Linked DNA regions of Homo sapiens: regions 1 and 2 are each linked to region 3. Evidence: chromatin loops called from intact Hi-C (ENCODE). Cell type or tissue: chondrocyte. All regions are shown on one strand. Region 1 overlaps MED15 (mediator complex subunit 15). Region 2 has its middle 70 kb from the start of SERPIND1. Region 3 overlaps LOC107985588 (a long non-coding RNA gene).

The links. Hi-C counts contacts between places; a loop is a spot of excess contacts. Peaks named below come from ENCODE experiments on the same cell type or tissue, not always from the same donor. Only the 100,000 strongest peaks of a DNase experiment are listed, where the experiment ranks them.
Region 1: it touches region 3 in a loop (2.7-fold over the local background); 14 of 110 quality-filtered maps call a loop at or near these places.
Region 2: a loop joins it to region 3, with 4 times the contacts of the local background. A loop is called at or near these places in 6 of 110 quality-filtered maps.

What each region holds. Positions count from the first base shown.
Region 1 is chr22:20,563,275-20,565,774 of GRCh38, forward strand. MED15 (mediator complex subunit 15) reads left to right here. Exons shown (of 18, transcript NM_001003891.3): 6 at 1,176-1,414. Among named protein-coding and RNA genes, the nearest start is that of MED15, 57 kb to the left of the region's middle. RefSeq lists an enhancer at 1,304-1,353. In chondrocyte, CTCF peaks have their summits at 1,226 (motif pointing right) and 1,443; DNase peaks (open chromatin) are centred at 1,217, 1,417 and 2,427.
Region 2 is chr22:20,702,365-20,704,864 of GRCh38, forward strand. It overlaps the pseudogene TMEM191A. Among named protein-coding and RNA genes, the nearest start is that of SERPIND1, 70 kb to the right of the region's middle. RefSeq lists silencers at 355-424, 1,155-1,304 and enhancers at 655-764, 863-1,435. In chondrocyte, CTCF peaks have their summits at 1,254 and 1,507; a DNase peak (open chromatin) is centred at 941.
Region 3 is chr22:20,438,263-20,440,762 of GRCh38, forward strand. LOC107985588 (a long non-coding RNA gene) reads left to right here. Exons shown (of 2, transcript XR_001755623.2): 1 at 1-249. Among named protein-coding and RNA genes, the nearest start is that of SCARF2, 1.7 kb to the left of the region's middle. In chondrocyte, CTCF peaks have their summits at 1,100 (motif pointing right) and 1,302; DNase peaks (open chromatin) are centred at 489, 759, 799, 1,909 and 1 weaker place.

The DNA of each region.
Region 1 (2,500 bases), 130 kb after region 3:
GCCCAAATCTACAGTTACCCAAATGTCCTTCATGTAGACGGTTAAACACACTGTGAGGTGCTTGTACCATGGAATACCCTGGCAGTACTGTTGCTAGAACTACAACCTGTATGCTGAATGTAAAAAGCCGATCCCAAAAAGGTTCATACTGTATGGTTCCATTTTTGAAATATTATGTATAATTTTGAAATGACAAAATTTTAGAAATGGAGGATGCTGCAGTGGTTGCCAGAGTTTGCGGGTCAGGGTTGCTGAGAGAGGTGGCAACACGAGGGATCCTTGTGGTGTGGGGACTGTGTAGTGTATTGACTGGTGGTGACTGAACCCACCCAGGTGGTTAAATTGTCCAGAACTTAGTACACACACCCACACAAGTGAGCACACATCGTGGTTGTGATACCTTGTAAGTTTGTAGAATGTTACCATTGGAGGAAACTGGGCAAAGTATACAAAGGATCTCTCTATATTTCTTTAATACAGCTTTATTGAGACATAATTCTCATTAGCATACAATTCACCCATCTGAAGTGCTCCACTCGGTAGGTTTTAGTGTAATCCACAGAGTTGTGCAGCCATCAGCACAATTTTAGAACATTTTTATGTTCACCCCAAAAGAAACCTCACCTCAGAAAATCTTGTAATTGACTGTTCATATAAGCAGTTTTCATAATAGCCACAAAGTAGAAGCAGCGCAAATGTTCATCACAGGAAATCGGTGTAGTAGAATATTATTTGGCGATAAAAATAACACAGAAAAACTGATAACATGCCACGACATGGGCGAACTCGTAAATATTATGCTAAAGAAGCTAGTCACAAAAGAGCACATGTTCGATGCCATTCGTACAAAGAGTCCGGAAGTGGCCAATCCATAGAGACAGAGAGGAGATTACTGATTGCCAGAGTCTAGGCTTCTTATTTATCCAAAAGACTTAGTTGTCCCTTTTCTTTTGTCTTTGGTTATTATAGAGTAACTCATGATAGGAAATCCCAAAATCAACACAAATGCTACTTCGTATTCTATCTTTCTGTCTGTGGTAAATGGAACGTTCAGATTCCAGCGGCAGCCGTGGCAGTGGGGCTTTTGCTGGCTGTTTTGTCCCTTGCTGTGCAGCCCTGCAGCGTTTCTGGGAATCTGCCCTGTGGACTGACTGGCGACTCTGGTCTTTTCTCAGCCCAGCTGCAGCTCCAGCAGGTGGCGCTGCAGCAGCAGCAGCAACAGCAGCAGTTCCAGCAGCAGCAGCAGGCGGCGCTACAGCAGCAGCAGCAGCAGCAGCAACAGCAGCAGTTCCAGGCTCAGCAGAGTGCCATGCAGCAGCAGTTCCAAGCAGTAGTGCAGCAGCAGCAGCAGCTCCAGCAGCAGCAGCAGCAGCAGCAGCATCTAATTAAATTGCATCATCAAAATCAGCAACAGGTACCAGGTCCCCTGTTCCTGCTCTTGGCCTCCCTCCTGCAGCGTGAGCCCTGGGCTGGCATCAGCCACAATGCTGGGTGCAGTGCCCGGAGCCAGCCGAGGGTTCTCTTGACACGTGTGCCTGCCCTTTTCCATGGGCTTCTCAAAAAGTCTGGGACAAGGCCGGGCCCAGTGGCTCATGCCTGTAATCCCAGCACTTTGGGAGGCCAAGGCAGGCGGATCATCAGGAGTTCAAGACCAGCCTGGCCAGCATGGTGAAACCCCATCTCTACTAAAAATACAAAAAATTAGCTGGACATGGTGGCGTACACCTATAATCCCAGCTATTTGAGAGGCTGAGGCAGGAGAATCGCTAGAACCTGGGAGGCGGAGGTTGCAGTGAGCCGAGATCGCGCCGCTGCGCTCCAGCCTGGGCAGCAGTGAGACTCCGTCTCAAAAAAAATAAAAATAAAAAAGGAAAACAAAAGTCTGGGACAGGCAGGAGAAACAGGCCCTGACTCACTAGGAAGGTTCTGTGATCGAGCCCTTCCATTTGGGCTTGGGCATCTGGCGGTGGGCCTCCTGTGTAGTTCAGGGGCTGCGAGGGATTCAAACAAGAGTGAGCTGAAGCAAGAAGTGAGACGAACACTCTGAGGCTTGGGACTACTTGAGCCATTGTGGGCCATTTTGGCTGAGGACACATGTGCCTCCTGTTTACCTCTGTGTCTTGGGTTCTGGGCTCAGTGTTAGTCGACCTCCAGCTGGTGTTGCATGAGGTGATGGTGATGTCATGTTAGCAGCACTGCTTCTCAGAAGTTGTTCAGCTTCCCATGGTTTCCATAGAGAGTCTAGACGTGTTAAACATCTGCCCTCACAGCAGGTCTTGGTTGGGAGAGGAAAGCCCCAAAGGGCCCCACCACCCTCCCACCCCTTCAGGCCTCAGCTAGCTGGGCTTCTCTGGATCTTGGCACCCCTCTCCCAGAGCTGACAGTGCATCTGCAGCCACACTTTTCCTTCTCCTGCTGACAAGCAGACCTTGACCGTCACCGTGAGGCTCATGCCACTGACCTATAGGGGCAAAGCAAGCATCGTTGCAGAGGCTTCAGA
Region 2 (2,500 bases), 260 kb after region 3:
GCCGCGAGGTGCTTCGCAGAGTACCAGGCTGATCCGCCCGGGCCCGCATCTCTGCTCTAGGCCCTTGGGAACGGGTGATCCACCCAGCGGACCCAGGTGGGGGACTCGGCCAGGACTTCCCAGTCCTCAATCATGAGCCTGCGGCTGGTCCTTCCTGGCGACTGCGGGATCCTGAGCGACCCAGTCCGCCTTGTAGCGCCAACCTCAGTTTCCCTCTGCAGGCTGCTGCGGAGGCGAAGCCAGGAAGCGCTGCTTCTGCAAGGGGAGGTGCGCGAGGCGGCGCGGGAGCGCGCGCAGCGGGTGCGCAGAAGACTGGAGGAGGCGGAGCGCCACAAGGAGGACTTGGTGAGGAAGAGTCCTGGAATGGGGCTGGACCCAGGGTGGGGTGGGGCAGGGCGGGCGGAAGGGGGCAGGATCCGGGGGTGGGGTGAGGTAGGACCGGCGGTGAGGCCGGCACCGCCCCAGGACCCTGTCCGCAGGAGCAGCACAGCAGGCAGCTGCAGGGCAGTGGGAGGAGCTGTCGAGTCAGGTACGTGCAGGAGATGGGAGGGCCTGTCTCTTGGTTCCTCTCGGAAGTCCTGCCCTTGCCCTCGCTCTCATTGCCTCCCCGTCCCTGTCTCCCCTGACACTCGTTCCTCCAGAAGCCCGGTAAACCCCGTCCTTACGAGCCCCGCCCCTAGCTCTTCTACTACGGAGGGGAACTGCAGAGCCAGAAGAGCACGGAGCAGCAACTCGCAGCCCAATTGGTGACGCTGCAGGTGCTTGAGCGGGACCCTGAGGTCTTTAGTAGGGGCGGAGCAGCAGCGTGAGCGGGGCCGTGACCACCTGGGGGTGTGGCTTAAGGCAGGCCCTGAAGGCGTGGGCGGGGCGGGGATGTGGGCGGGGCATAATCGCCTGGGGGCGGGGCCCTGAGGGCTAGATACGGGCGGAGCGCGGAGGGGGCGGGGCCATGACCAGCTGGGGCGTTGCTTACGACTGGTCCTGAGGACGTGGGCGGGGTCATGATCGCCTGGGGGCGGGCACTGAGGGCCGGGGGCGGGGCCCGGAGGCGCAGCGGGTTGCCGGCCTGCGGACCTCCTGACATTCCCTGGGTCCTTCTCAAGAATGAACTGGAGCTGGCGGAGACCAAATGCGCCTTGCAGGAGGAGAAGCTGCAGCAGGTGAGGGCAGAAGCGGGTTCTGTTGGAGGAGGGTAGGCTTTCGAGTGTGGATGGGGAAGGGCCTGTCGCCCCGCCCCCGCCGAGTCTAACCCGGGTGTCCACACCCAGGACGCGCTGCAGACAGCGGAGGCCTGGGCCATATTCCAGGAGCAGACCGTAGTCCTGCAGGTGCGGCCCCACTCAGACGCCAAGGTGCCTCCCGCCTCTCCTCCCCCAGACCTGGGGCGGTAAGTCTCCCAACCCACCGCCAGGACGCCTCCCCGAGGCCTCAGTCCGCACTCTCACCCGCTCCAGGAGGTGCAGGTGAAGGTGATGGAGGCTGCGGAGGAGCTGGACGCCTGGCAGAGTGGCCGGGAACTGTAAGGGAGTTGGGCTTGCGGGCGCGGCGGGGCACTGTGGGGCCGGGCCGGGCTGGGCTCCCACCTGCATGCCTGTCCCCGCAGGTGTGACGGGCAGCTTCGCAGAGTGCAGTACAGCACCGAGTCGCTCATGGAGGAGATGGCCAGGGCGGACCGAGTGAGCGCCTGCGCGGGTCCGGGCGGGGTGGGCTGGAGCGGGACACCCCTCCCCATCCCCCCCGCGGTACCGCCTCCCCCTCCTCCTGGAAACCGGGCCGGCGCCGCGGGCGCGGAGGTAGCTGGATGCGGCCCTCTCTCCCCGCAGGAGACGCGGCTGTTCGGCGGTCCTCGCGCGCTGGCCATCAGGTGAGCAGGGCGGTGGGCGCGGCCGCGGTCCCCCACGTGCCCGCCCGAGCCGCCGCCCACCTGCCCGCCTTTCGCCCTGCAGGCGCTGCTGACGCTGCCGCTCCTCTTCCTGGGGCTGTCGCTGCTCTGGACGGTGCTGTTGGACCCCGGCGCCGTCTCCGCGTGGCTCTGGAGCCTCACCTCGGAGACGACGCTGCGCCGCCTGCGCTACACGCTGTCCCCGCTGCTGGAGCTGCGCGCTAACGGGCTGCTGCCAACCTAAGTGCAGCGCCCCGCGCCTGGCTCCAGGTGGACTCCAGGGCACCGGCTTTATTTCTGGTGCACTCCTCTCCTGAGAGTGTAGACCAAGGTCGCCTAATAAACTCCTCAAGGGATGAAGCTCGTGGGTTCGTCGTCTGTCTCCCATGTCATGTAGGAGCTTGACTGGCTTTTCAGCCTCCAAAGATTCCTTCCTTTCTTACAGCTCATGGATTTAGATCCACTCCCCAGTATTGTAAACAGCATTTTTAGTTTTTCAGGATACATAATTTGCCATATTGCCAGAAACTTGTACATAGCATTTGACACTTTTTTCTTTGCCAATTTGACAAGCTGCTTTTTTCAAGTATTGTGATTTGAAATTATTTCTACTATATT
Region 3 (2,500 bases):
TCGAGGCCGAAAGCCAACTCCACAGCACCCCACCGCGAAGTCCTTGTAGTGCTGGGGTGTGCGGTCAGCTCCCCCTGCGCACTCCTGCGCACTCAGAGCTCGCAAGGGGCGGACCGAGCAGGATGCTTGAGGCCTGTGGTAGACTCGGTCCGGACCAGAGGCCTGGGGGAAGGGGTCTCCGTAGGGACGGATGGGAGAGATACAGAGGAAGTAGAATGGCCAGGCTGTGGACTGCGGTAGGAAGTAGAGGTAAAGACAGAAGGAGACCCCCGGGATGGAAACCCTGCAGTCCTAGTTGAGGAGTGAAGGGGGCTGGGGGAGCCTGGGCGGTGGATTCTGCTGGCTGTCGGATTTCCAGGAGAGGCTGGGGCTAGAGAGTGGGAACTCCTGCATCAGGTAAGGTGGGTAACAGCACAGAGCAGAAGGAAGGTGTGGGAAGGGAGCAAGACAGAGGGACAGGCCCTAGGGAGCCAGCGGGGAAGCTGGACTTGGACTGGGAGGCAGCAGGGTGCGGGTCCCCGGGGGGCAACTGGGGCAGACCGACTCTGGAAGTTGGGCAGGGAGCACAAATGTCCCGTGTGTAGCCAGGTCCTAGTGAGGATGTTTGTCTTTTGGGGACTTGAGAGCTGGCAGAAGGCCTAAGCAGGGAGCGGGCACCTCCGTTCTTTGGGGAGCAGGCCACATGCGGCCCACAGGCTCACTGAGGGAGGGCAGGCAGACTCTGTCCAGGTGTGGCCAGATAGCCCCGAAGGGTGGGGCTGGAGGAGGGGGCTTGGAGGAGGAGCCACTGAAAGGCCCAAGGCCATGGGCATCACCAGGCTGGCACAGGCAGAGAGTGGGATGGGGAGGAGCAGGCCCCTCACTCAGCCATGCTGGTGCAGGAGGGAGGTGGGGTGGGCTGAAAGAGAAGTGGAACTAGTGTGGACACGAATGCAACTACCTGGGGACAAATAAACAGGCCAACCACTTCTGGGCAGCTCAGCCTGGGCACAGCCCTGACCTCAGCAATGCCCTCCCAGTGCTGGGGCCCCTCCCACGGAGGATCCGGATTGCGGCTCCCAATAGAGGCCAGCAGAGGTCCCAGTGGCTGCAAGGTCTGTCCCAGCCCAGCTCCTGGCTTTAGAGGCACTGACCCCCTGGGCTGGAGGGGACACTCACCTCAGCTGGATGGAGGTCATGAATAGGCATATCAAATTCCATCACCTTTCTCCTTCCCCCAGACCTGTCCAGGGAGGGCACCACCTGGATGGTGCCCCCCAATCCCCCAGGACCTCCTAAATGTCTTAGATCTCTGCCCACCCCTGTCTGCCACCCAGAGTAGTCTTTTTAATCTCACATGTGGCTATCCACCACTGCTCTCAGGATGAGGACCATCCCCAGTCTCACCTCACGACCCGGTACATACATCCCTTGCAGTAGATGGCAACTTTGGGTGTCATGGGCAGAGCCCTCATTTCTCCCAACCACCACTGCACCCCTAGGGGAAGACTGAGAAGTATGGGAGGAATGAAGGATCATCCACATGGCACTAGGATGTAGAAGGAACCCACAGACAATTGACCACCACGCAGGCAAACTGCTGGAGCCCGGAGCCCTGGCCTGCTGGTTTTGGCCAGGATGGCTGCCAGAAGGAAGTGGACTTTGAAGGCTGAGGAGGGTTTTGCATGAAAGCAGGGACCAAGAGCCTAGCCACACTGGAGAGCACAAGTTGGGCTGCCTCAGCTCCGGGGTATCAGGTGTAACCCTTAGAAACCCAGCTTAGCCCCAAGGCTGACAGTGGCAGGGCCAGGCTGCGCCCAACTCCAAGGCACTCTCCACCCCTCCCCAGGCTGTGCAGGACCTCAGTGAGCCCTTCCTGCCCCTGCAGACCAGAGGCCTCCTGCAAACCTGTGGCTGTGGCTGGTGGCTCAGGTGAGATGTTGCCAGCCAGCATGTTGTCAGGACGCACTGGAGAGTGGTGGGGCATGTCTGGTGCTCCTCCTTTCCAGAAACCTCTGAGGTCTGCAGGAGCTATTGCCCTGGCCTGCCAGGTGGTAGCAGAGACACAGGAAGTGCTGGGTCTGAGACCCACAGAGTGGGGTTCCTACTCTGAACCCATGCTCTTGCGCCTCACCCTCAGGAGAAAGGGAGATGACACTGGAGTGTATAGCCATCCCGCCCCACTAGGGCTCAACACTGGGTCTGCCACCCCAAGGCAATGTCATGTTTCCTCAGGGGTACTCAGGGCCCAGGACAGTGAGGAAGGTCTTCAGGTTACACACACACCCACATACCACAGCCCTGGGGGCACAGGCCAACTCTGAGGGCTTTGTCTCTACCCTCAAGAATCCTTGGGGTATCCATTTAGGAGAGCCCAGAGTGACTGATAGTCCCCCGTCCCCATCCCCTCTCCTCCCATCAAGGAGCACACACTGCCCCCTTCTCTTCCGGGACAGGATGCCAGCAGGAACACATGGCTGTCCCCATGCTCTGCCCAGTCAACTGGGAAAGGATGGGGCCT